3 separate regions of the Homo sapiens genome follow, and regions 1 and 3 are each linked to region 2. Evidence: chromatin contacts called from ENCODE Hi-C or POLR2A ChIA-PET data. All regions are on one chromosome and are shown on one strand. The core of a region is the stretch at or near the end of the contact, and the rest is flanking DNA. Distances in the headings are between cores, read along the strand shown. Region 1 holds the start of FGF16 (fibroblast growth factor 16). Region 2 holds the start of MAGEE1 (MAGE family member E1). Region 3 overlaps ATP7A (ATPase copper transporting alpha).

Region 1 (3,601 bases), core at 344-2,843, 1.0 Mb before region 2:
GGCTTGGGGAAAAGGTGTCTTTCTTGGATTATAGGGTCCTTGGGAGGAAGCAGAGGACATTGGAGGATGCGGAGGGGCAAAGGTAGCTGTCACAGAACCCCCCATGATGTCTTAGTATAGAATTGGAAATTGAAAATAAAAATGGCAAATTACCGAGGAGCGAACACATTTGCTTAGAAACCTAATGATCTTTGTCTCAGATCAAGGCTTATATTAATTGTGTAATTAGTTCTATATGTGAGACAGGCAGCTGTGTTGAACAGTTTGTATAGTGGCAGGCAAACAGACAATCCTGGATGGAGGTTGAACGTTTCCTGCTTTGGGCCCAAGAGACAACTGTTTCTGGGACTGGGAGTGGGCCCAGGACGGTTTCCTCACTGAGGCAAGGAGTCCAGAGGTAGTTTCCGGCAAAAGCTGCCCCAGGACTTGTGCCCTTACACGGTGGACACCGCGAGGTTTTCCTAGATTCCCAATTCGTGCCAGGCTGCCTGGATTGTCTCCTACCCTGGACAGAGCGACCCCAAGGCAGGCGGAGGCCACAGCTGCCTGGTACCCACGGGCCAAAAGCGATTTGTGTGCCGGCCGACCGCCTCACATGCCCACGGCCCATGCAGGATCCTGTTCCAGGAAATCAGCTGCCACAGCCCTGCTGCCTTCGAGGCTCGGCCCGCGCTGCAGCCACGGTCCCGGCCTCCTAGGCGAGAGCTCCCACCCCTGTCTCAGCTCCACCTGCTTTCATTCAAGGCTTAGAGTCCAGCTCCCAGAACTACCCCCTTGCTCCCTGGGGAGATACTGTGGAGCGGCGAAAGGAGAGGCCCCACCGCAAGGCGCCCCCGCCCCCACCTGAAAGTGTCCGAGGGTGCAGGGCCCCCTGATGTCGAGAGGCCCACGACCGCGCCGTCGTGTCTCGCCTCGACTGGCCCGGACGACACCAAGCCCGGGGGCGGTCTGCGGGCCCTACGCCTGAGCCCGGAGCTGTGGGCTCCCCAGTGCGCCGTCCGCCCGCCTCCCGTTCCCCCGACCGCGTCCTCACCGAAGCGGCTGTGGTCGTGGCGGGTCCCGTGCACCGTGCCGTTGGGGAAGATCTCCAGGTGGAAGCCGGTGCGGCAGTAGAGCTGGCGGCGCCGCAGGATCCCCTTTAGGTGGGCGAAGTCTGTGGGTGAGCCACGCTGCAGCTTCCCCTCGATTTGGCCCAGGCGCTCGTTCAGGAAACCTGGGGAGTCAGCTAAGGGCACGTTCCCCAGAGACGAGGAGAAGCCGTGTAGATCCCAGTCCAAGGAGGCGAAGACGCCCCCCACCTCTGCCATGGCTGGGCCGATTGCGGCGCTGGTTGTGCTGGGCGCGCGCGGGCCGAGCCGGGGCCACGGGGCGCGAACTGCCTCTCCCCGCAGCGGGCGCGGGCGGTTCGGCGGCGCTCCCTCGCTAGCTCGCTTGCTCCGCGCTCTGCCGAGCTGCAGTCGACGTCTGTTCGCGTCCAAGGAACTTCTCAGTGGCGGGGAGCGCGGGGCAGCGTGCTCCTGACCTTGCTCTCAGTCAAAGTGCCTCTTCCCCTCCGCATCCATCTCCCCCGGCCTCTCATAGCTGGCTTCGTCCAGCTATCAGATGCAAACGGCACTTTATATACATACCCACTCCCCTTACATTGACATATTGGATATTTAAATACAAGCCACACCTCATTGGCATCCCCTCGGAGATTGGTGTGTGGGTTCTTTTTTTTTTTTTTTTCTTGCATCCATTTGGCTCTTTTTGGGAGAGGGGGGTGGAGGGAGAGAGCGAGCGAGCTTCACTCCCTCTTTTATTATGAAAAAATGGCAGGAAAAAGCTACACATTGCAGTGAGGCATAACTGCTTTTGGCAGGTTCTTCTGAAACTGCTGATGAAATAACAGAGCCCAGTGCGTGGAGGCCGCTGGCGCGCACGGCCACTCAAGGCCTGTTCCGTGGGGGTCTGTCTGTCTGCTGCCCGGGGGCTGTCCCCACCTCCCACGCGTCCTCGGGCTGCTGTGCTAGCCTTTGGAAAGTGCCATGAGACGGGAGTTGGGGGGTTCACATGCTCCTGATCTCCTCTTGTTCCCCAGTTGGTCGGAGGCTGCGGAAAGGGCATCTGACCCGGGACAGGGACTCCCTGGTTTCTTTGTTCCACGGCCCCCAAGTCCTAATTCCTACCTGTATAGGTTGGCGGGGTACCGAGGAAGTGAAAAACCTGGAAGCCAATGCAGTTGCAAAATTTGGGGTTGGGGGTGGTGGTCCTTGCAGATTCCAAGGGGAGGGCCTTACGGGGTCTGAGAGGAGCGGGAAACCCCTCAGAGGAAAGATGAATTTTTATTTTTTTAAAGAAAGAGACGTTACAGCTTAGGCTTAGGAAAAGGAGAGGGGGAGTAAGAAATAGAAAGCGATCTTTTTGAAAAATGATCTCCGCTGGCTTTCTGGGCGCGCTTTTAAGAGGCTCTCGAGAGCAAGCTCAATGAGAGGCCATTGGAAGCCTGGTGGGGGCTTCCCCCCTACCTCGTTTCTTGTTGGAAACAGGTGTTTCCTCGTTCTGTCCAGTGCCTTGCTCCGAGATATTCTATCAGGAAGAGCGGCAGTTGGGACAGGAACCGGCGGCAGCCAGGTCAACGGGCAGCGTCCAGAAGTCCTGGGGAGCAGGTGCCAGACCTGCCCTGCACCCCTGCACCTGTGCCCCGAACCTGAATCCTGGGGCACCTATTGGGCCCTGGCACTCGGCGTCCCGATCGCCTGTGAAAGGGTGTTGTTACTTGGTTTTCACCCGCAGCCGGCGATGGCTGCCTTCCCAGGCTCCCTCAGGAGAAACTGAACACAGGGAGCCCCGCGCCATCCCCTCTCTTTGCAGCGCCTCCTGCTGGCGACCCCTAGTCTCGTGGCAACTTTGAACTCAGGGTCACCATGAGATGAGAAAACCGATTCCGCTCAATTCACTTAGTGCAATTCAGGGTCCTACTCCTGGGCTCCCACGTGCACCCTGAGCTCACTCCCCTGGAACCGTAGCAATTCTCGTTTGGGAGTATTGTGGCTTGGTACTGTTGTGCCTCTGCAGCTCAGACAGAACCTCTGAAGCCAAGCACAAGATGCGGCACATAATAGGCACACTCAGAAATAATCTGAGGTGCTCCCAGTAGCAGCGGACATAGATGCAAGTCATCTTCCAATTGTAGGGGACACAGAAATGCAGAAAGTGTCATTCATATTGAAGTATTTATGGATGAAATCATACGCTGTCTGGGATTTGCTATTAAATTATTCAAAGTAAGAAGGCAGAAGGAGTGGAGGTATAGATGCGATTATTGTCCTTGTGTCGCTAATTGTTAAGCTGGGTGAGGGGTATATTGGTGTTTAATTATACTTTATATATATATATGAAATTACATATGAAAATTTCCATAATTAAAAGCTTTATAAAATGAGACTGACATAAAGCAACTATTAGGTTGGTGAAATACAAAGAAATCAATCTTTCTTCTTTCTTCCTTCTTCAAAGAGTTTTTGAATTTAGTGGGAAGGTGGAAAAGGAAGGGAAGAGGTTAAGACAAGTACATAAATGACTGGAGTACAAGACAGTGTCAAGTGCACAGTGCTGTGTG
Region 2 (3,761 bases), core at 76-2,575:
CACAGAGGTGCTCAGTCCCTCACCGGGGATTGGCAGTACGGAAGTGCTTGGTCCCTCACCGGGAGTGGGCGGCACGGAGGTGCTCAACTCCTCAGTGGCGGTGGGCGGCACGGAGGTGCTCAGTCCCCCACCAGGGGTGGGCGGCACGGAGGTGCTCGATCCCTCACCAGCAGTGGGCTGCACGGAGGTGCTCAGGCCCTCGGTGGCGGTGGGGGGCACGGAGGTGCTTGATCCCTTACCGCGGGTGGGCACCAAGGAGATGCTTTGTCCGTCAGAGGCGGCGGGCAGCACGGAGGTGCTCGGTCCCTCACCAGGAGTGGCCGGCACGGAGGTGCTCGGTCCCTCATCACGGGTGGGTGGCACGGGGGTGCTTAGGCCCTCAGTGGCGGTGGGCGGCACGGAGGTGCTCGGTCCCTCATCAGGAGTGGCCTGCACGGAGGTGCTCAGGCCCTCAGTGGCGGCGAGCGGCACGGAGGTGCCTGGTCCCTCACCAGGTGTAGGCAGCACGGAGGTGCTTGGTCCCTCATCAGGGGTGGGCACCACGGAGGTGCTTGGTCCCTCATAGGCTGTGGGCGGCACGGAGGTGCTCGTTCCCTCACCAGGGGTGGGCGGCAGGGAGGTGCTCGGTACCTCAGAGGCGGTGGGCGGCACGGAGGTGCTAGGTTCCTCAGAGGAAGTGGGCGGCCTGGAGGTGTTCCGGCCCTCAGAGGCGGCAAGCGTCACAGAGGTGCACAGCCCCTTAGAGATGGTGGGAGGCCCGGAGGTGCTTAGGCCCTCACTGGGGGTGGGCAGCACGGAGGTGCCAGGTCCCTCAGAGATGGTGGGCTGCCCGGAGGCGCTTGAGGCCTCAGAGATGGTGGGCGGCACAAAGGTGCTTGGGCCCTCAGCGGAGGTGGGCAGAACGGAGGTGCTTGGGCCCTCAGAGGCGCAGAGGCCCTGGAGGATCTGGGAATCGCTGGGACCCTGGGGGACGTCTGAGCCTGGCACATCAGCGGGGAGACCGGGGGCATTAGGGGCCTGCATTTCGCCCCAGCTGCTGTTGTGCGCAGTAGCCTTTGCAACGCGGCGGCGGCGGCGGCGCGAATTCTGGCTTACCAGAGACATGGTCCTGCCCACCGGCGTTGGCGTGTAGGAGCAGACACCGACAGGCCCGCGATCTGGCAGAGAGGACGGGAGGTGTGTAGGTGCCTCGGCACAAAACTGCCGCTAGCGGTAATGATGTTGCTGCTGCTGCCAGAACCAAAGTTCCAAGCAACTGCTGAAGCTGAAATTAGAGGTGGTGAAAAAGGCAGGCACTGGCCAGCAGTGAATGCTAGTCTCACTGTACTCTGCTTCTCACACCCCGCCCTCTGCCGCAGTCCGCGCAGGCGCAGACTGGCTCTGCGGCAAGGCGAAATCGCCCCGCCCCGCCCCTCCCCTGGGCCTGAGAAAGTGGATGCGGTGGTTCTGCACCAAAGGAGAGCACTAGCAGAAGGGAAACTTTGGTAGGGTGAAGCAAGGAGCTTAGAGTAGATGCATTAGGGAGTAAAAATGGAAATAATAATAAATACTTCTCAGATTTAGGGTACGATTGGAGGGCTTCTACACAGAGTGCCAGGCACTTAATAGATTCTCAAAATTGGTAAATATCATTGAGATTTGCAGTTTTCCCGAAGCTGTTTCAAAGAAAATGTGCATTGTCTCTGGAAGGGTAGAACCCCCATCCCTGACCATGTCTCTTCTATCACTTTCTCCATTTATGTGTCTAACTCCTCCCCTAATGTTGTGAGCTAGAAAGAACTCTTTCCTAGAGGGTCTGAATGCCTGAAATTTAGTACCAATTAGGGAGCTTCGAACACGCTTGAAAAGCCCAACATTCCCAGCCCAAACTTTCCCAGTCACCCAGGCTTTAGTGGGAAAGCCACTAAAACTCTTGAAAATTTGTTTAATTCTTTCACTCCACAATCACCTGCTCATTTAATAGAGCTTTTGTGAAAGTCAGTTGAGATACCGAGTGTTAAGGGATGTGTTACCTGCTCTGTTTTGCTCTATTACTCTAGCACTTTTGAGCAGATCCAACCCTGATCCCTTTATTCATTCACTCAACAAACACTGGTCATCTATCCCGAAGTTACAGTTAATCTCTTTGTCATCAAGGAGCACCCGATGTAAAAATGGGAGTCAGAGAAAAAGTAAAGCTAAATTTTCTAGAAGTTTGTAAAGAATGCAGGGGATGGCAGGGTCAGTTCTACCTGTAGATGCAGAAAAGGCTTCATAAAAGAGGAGATGTTTAAAAAGATGAGTGGGTAGATATTTACCAAAAGGACAAGGATGAGAAAATCATTCCAACTGAGAGTAGCACGGCAGCAGTGAGTAAGAAAGAAAACACTGAAGAGGACGGGCAGGCTGTTTTTAGAAGTAGGGGAGAGAGAGAGAGGAAGAGAGATAGAGGGAAAACACTAACTTTCTGACACTCACACAACCACTACAATTCAGCTTACCACTATTGACCCTTTATTGATATGTTTATATCTTGCTGCAAACATTTATTATATGTTGTCTTTCTTTATATCTTCTCAAAAATCTGGGAGTATACTTTTGTCTTTTTTTCTTTTTTTTTATACTTTAAGTTTTGGGGTACATGTGCAGAATGTGCAGATTTGTTACCTAGGTATACACGTGCCATGGTGGTTTGCTGCACCCATCAACCCATCATCTACATTAGGTATTTCTCCTAATGCTATCCCTCCCCTATCTCCCCACCTCTTGACAGGCCCTGGTGTGTGATGTTCCCCTCCCTGTGTCCATGTGTTGTAATTGTTCAATTCCCACTTATGAGTGAGAACGTGTGGTGTTTGGTTTCCTGTTCTTGTGTTAATTTTCTGAGAATGATGGTTTCCAGCTTCATCCATGCCCCTGCAAAGGACATGAACTCATCCTTTTTTATTGCATAGTATTCCATGGTGTATATGTGCCATGTTTTCTTTATCCAGTCTGTCATTGATGGGCATTTGGGTTGGTTCCAATACTTTTTTTTAATACGTCTTTAGGAAAGGGAAAATAACTGGCTACAGTCACAATGTGTCACCATCTCTGTCTCCAATTGGAGAAGCAATCCCTTATATGAATAACCAGTTTCGGTTCTGTGAAGTCCAATGCAGTTTTTATGCCTGGGGCCTATTCAGAATGGGAGGCACAAAAAAACCTAAGATATTTCTAAGCTTTAGCAACAGATATTCCTAACCTAGGGTACAGTGATTTTTAAAGACCCTGAAGTTGTTCAAACCTATAAACTAAAAATTTTTACCTCTAGAAATATATTCTAAAGAAATAATAAGATATATGTGCAAATATTTAGCTAAAATAACTTTTATTATATAATTTGTTCTAGTATAACAGAGCTGAAAACTAAATGAATGTTAAATAACTAAAGAGTATTTGAAGAAATTATGGTACTAAAAATGGAATACCAGTAAGTCATTATAATGATATCAAAGAATTCCATTTCTAATAATGTATAGTTGATTGCAGCAGCCCTGCGGAAAAAAAACCCCAGAAATTTAGGTAAAGAAACCCTTTTATGGCAACAAAGGCTACCAATATAGCATCAGAAACCTATAAAGGCAATGAGGACTTCAAGAGTAATGATCTCAGAAAAAAGGGAAGTGCAAAGAGGTGAGTCTTACATTGTATACAAGTTTGTCACTTAAGGAATTTAATGATTTGTAAGCTGATAATTTGGAATTCTGAACTTACTGAAATAGTACATCAAAAATGAAGGC
Region 3 (3,556 bases), core at 97-2,596, 1.6 Mb before region 2:
TTTCTACTTCATGTATGAAGCTTAATTTGGCAGGATATGAAATTCCTGGTTGCCAGTTTTTTTTTTCTTTAGGGAAACTAAAAATAGGCTCTCAATCACTTCCAGCTTGTAACATTTCCACTGAGAAGTCTGCTGTTAGCCTGATGGGTTTTGCTCTGTAGGTAATTTGGCCCTTTTCTGTAGCTGCCTTTAAGATATTTTTCTTTTGCATTGACTTTGGATATTCTAATGCCTGTGTGCCCTGAGGATGGTCATCTTGTATAGTGTCTTGCAGGAGTTCTCTGGATTTGAAATTTCTTTACTGAATTTTTCAGTTCCAGCAGTTCCATTTGTTTTTTTTCTTAATATGGCTACCTCGTCTTGCATATCCTGAATCGTTTTTCTGGTTTCTTTACATTGGATTCCAACTTTCATTTGGATCTCATTGAGGTTTCCTTGCAATCCATATTTTAAATTACTTATCTGTCTGCTTAGGATCCGTTGCTAGAGAGCTATTACAATCGTTTGGCGGTGTGAAAACACTTTTTGTACTGCTAGAGTTCTTGCACTGATTCTTTCCCATCCAAGGGAACTTTTGCTTCCTGTTTTTGAATTTGCTATCATTTCCAAGGGACGTTTTCTTTCCTTCTTTTTTTTCCCTTGGGTGCTTTACTGTGGTGCATGTTGTGTGTGATCATTTAGCTTTGTTTTTGGTGCTTTCAGGGGTCCAAGGTGCTGTACAGATTACTTGGTTGTGGATAGCTTCTATGCCATAGCTTTCTCAGATGCTGCTTTTTGTAGTGAGGTATTAGCCATTAGAGCTAACAATCTCCTATAGGGTTTAGGGTGCAGAGGTCCCTGTGGACTTATCTTAAGGGCTAGAACTAAGCCCTTCTGTTAGCAGATTTTAAATTTTATGATGCAGTTCAGGATACACACCAGTAGATGGCACTCAAGAGTAAGAGACAGCAGGTAGGTTGGTGCCAGGTAGAAGCACCTGCCCTGATGCAGGGGTGGTGGGAAGAGATTATATTAGGGTGCACTCGCACTCCTGATCCTGTGCCAGCAAGAACATGATCAGCTTCTCTTTTGTGCCCTTGTTATAGGGCTCCTGACCTTCATTTCATAAGGACTTTGTCCTTTGGTTCCCATGAGTATGCCCCTCTGATAGCTACCACTAAAATGGGTTTGGGTTAGTCTTTTCCCCCAGACCAAAGCAGGCAACTCAGTGATTTGTCTGTCCCTCCTTGCTGGGACAGTGCCACTCTGTCGGGAGAGGGAGTTGAGCCTCGCCCTTGGAAAAAACCCAAGCGGCACGTGACTCACTTGCAGTAGGGGTGGAGCCACCATGAAAAGCATGAAATATGCTTTGTCCAAGTGTGCGCTAGCTGGCCCCTGGTGGGAAATAGCACTGCTGCATCCGCAGCACTGTAGGTGTGGGGGAAGGGTGTGGCAGGAGATGATCTTCTCTCCATGTCTAACCCTAATCCTATCTACCATACTGTCCAAAGCAATCTATAGATTCAACACAATTCCTATAAAACTACTAATGTTCTCTGTCACAGAATTTAAAAAGCAATCCTAAATTTCATATGGAAAAAGAACCTAAATAGCCGAAGCAATCCTAAGCAAAAAGAATAAAACTAGAGGCATCACATTACCCGACTTCAAATTATACTAAAAGACTATAGTAATCAAAACAGCGTGGTATTGATACAAAAATAGACACGTAGATCAACTGAACAAAATAGAGAACCCAGAAATAAAGCCCACACCTACAACCAACTGGTCTTCAACAAAGTTGACAAAAACAAACAATGGGGAAAGGACACCCTATTCAATATATGGTGCTGGGAAAACTAGCTAGCCATATGCAGAAGAATGAAACTGGACTCATATCTCTCACCATATAAAAAAATTAACTCAGGATAGATTGAAGACTTAGATGTAAAACCTCAAACTATAAAAACCCCAAGAAAACCTGGGAAAAACTCTTCTAGACATTATCCTAGGGAAAGAATTTATGACTAAGACCTCAAAAACAATTGCAACAAAACCAAAAATTAATAAAGGAGATTTAATTAAACGAAAGAGCTTCTGCACAACAAAAGAAACAATCAACAGAATAAACACAGAACCTACAGAATGGGAGAAAATATTTGCAAAGTATGCATCCAACAAAGGACTAATATCTAGACTCTATATGAAACTTAAATCAACAAGGATAAAACAACCCTATTTAAAAGTGGGCAAAGGGCATAAATAGACACCTCTCAAAAGAAGACATACAAGTGATAAAAAAAAACACATGAAAAAATACTCAACATCACTAATCATCAGGGAAATGCAACTTAAAACCACAATGAAATACCCCTTCACACCAGTCAGAATGGCTATAATTAAAAAAATCAAAAAATAACAGATGTTGGCAACGATGCAGAGAAAAGGGAACACTTATATACTGTTGGTGGGAATGTAAATCAGTTCAACCTCTACGGAAAACAGTCTGGAGATTTCTCCAAGAACTTAAAATATAACTACCATTTAACCCAGCAATCCCACTACTGGATATCTACCCAAAGGATTTTCTTATATTTATTTTAAATTGTTTTATCAAAAGACAACTGCATGTGTGTGTTTATCACAGCACTCTTCACAATAGCAAAGACATGGAGTCACCCAGGTGCCCATCAATGGTGGACTGGATAAAGGAAATGTAGTACATATACACCATGGAATACTATGCAGCCATAAAAAAAGAAATCATGTCCTTTGAGTAGCATAGGTGAAGCTGGAGGCCATTATCCTAAGTGAGTTAACGTAGGGACAGAAAATCAAATACTACATGTTCTCACTTATAAGCAGGAGCTAAACAATGGCTACACATGGACATAAAGATGAAATCAATGAGCAGTGGGGCCTCCAAAAGGTGAGAAGAAGGGAGGGGGGCAAGGGATGAAAAACTACTTATTGAGTACTATGTTCACTGTTTGGGAGATGGGGTCACTATAAGCCTAAACCCCAGCATCACCCAATATACCCATGTAATAAACAATATATCCACGGGCCGGGCACAGTGGCTCATGCCTGTTATCCCAGCACTTTGGGAGGCCGAGGCAGGTGGATCACCTGAGGTCAGGAATTTGAGACCAGCCTGACCAACATGGCGAAACCCCATCTCTACTAAAAATACAAAAATTAGCCGGGCATGGTGACATAAGCCTGTAATCCCCGCTACTCAGGAGGCTGAGGCATGAGAATCACTTGAACCTGGGAGGTGGAAGTTGCAGTGAGCCGAGATCGTGCCACTGCACTCCAGCCTGGGCAACAGAGCAAGACTCTGTCGCAATAAATAAATAAATAAATAAATAAATAAACAAACAAACAAACAAACATGCACATGTACCTCCTGAATAAAAAATAAAATAAATAAATACAACAAAGTAAGACTTTATTTACTTTGAGTAGGAGTCTCGCTCTGTTGCCCAGGCTGGAGTACATTAGTGCCATCATGGCTCACTGCAGCTCTTATCAGTAACAGTTTTACAGTGTTAGGTTAAGTTCTCAAATACTTAAA

Evidence for each region. Hi-C counts contacts between places; a loop is a spot of excess contacts on that map. ChIA-PET counts read pairs that join two places held with the same protein, here RNA polymerase II (POLR2A). Pooled maps may share reads with other maps.
Region 1: a pooled map shows a loop between it and region 2 (7-fold over the local background). The contact joins the promoter of FGF16 here to the promoter of MAGEE1 in region 2. A Hi-C loop is called at or near these places in 1 of 37 single-sample maps with no recorded cell type and 2 of 50 pooled maps. POLR2A ChIA-PET finds 5 or more read pairs at or near these places in 1 of 52 experiments (H1).
Region 3: a pooled map shows a loop between it and region 2 (3-fold over the local background). The contact joins the enhancer-like site here to the promoter of MAGEE1 in region 2. A Hi-C loop is called at or near these places in 4 of 50 pooled maps.

Annotation. Positions count from the first base shown.
Region 1 is chrX:77,445,381-77,448,981 of GRCh38, reverse strand. FGF16 (fibroblast growth factor 16) reads right to left here and starts at 1,593. Exons shown (of 3, transcript NM_003868.3): 1 at 1,034-1,593. The coding sequence starts at 1,307. RefSeq lists enhancers at 59-560, 2,506-2,695.
Region 2 is chrX:76,425,274-76,429,034 of GRCh38, reverse strand. MAGEE1 (MAGE family member E1) reads right to left here and starts at 1,325. Exons shown (of 1, transcript NM_020932.3): 1 at 1-1,325. The coding sequence starts at 1,104. RefSeq lists enhancers at 468-597, 1,068-1,277.
Region 3 is chrX:78,022,306-78,025,861 of GRCh38, reverse strand. All of the region lies in intron 14 of ATP7A (ATPase copper transporting alpha), which reads right to left. Among named protein-coding and RNA genes, the nearest start is that of PGAM4, 54 kb to the right of the region's middle. Within about 2 kb of position 1,346, at least 3 of the 41 ENCODE cell types and tissues checked have a DNase peak (open chromatin) inside an H3K27ac peak, as active enhancers do.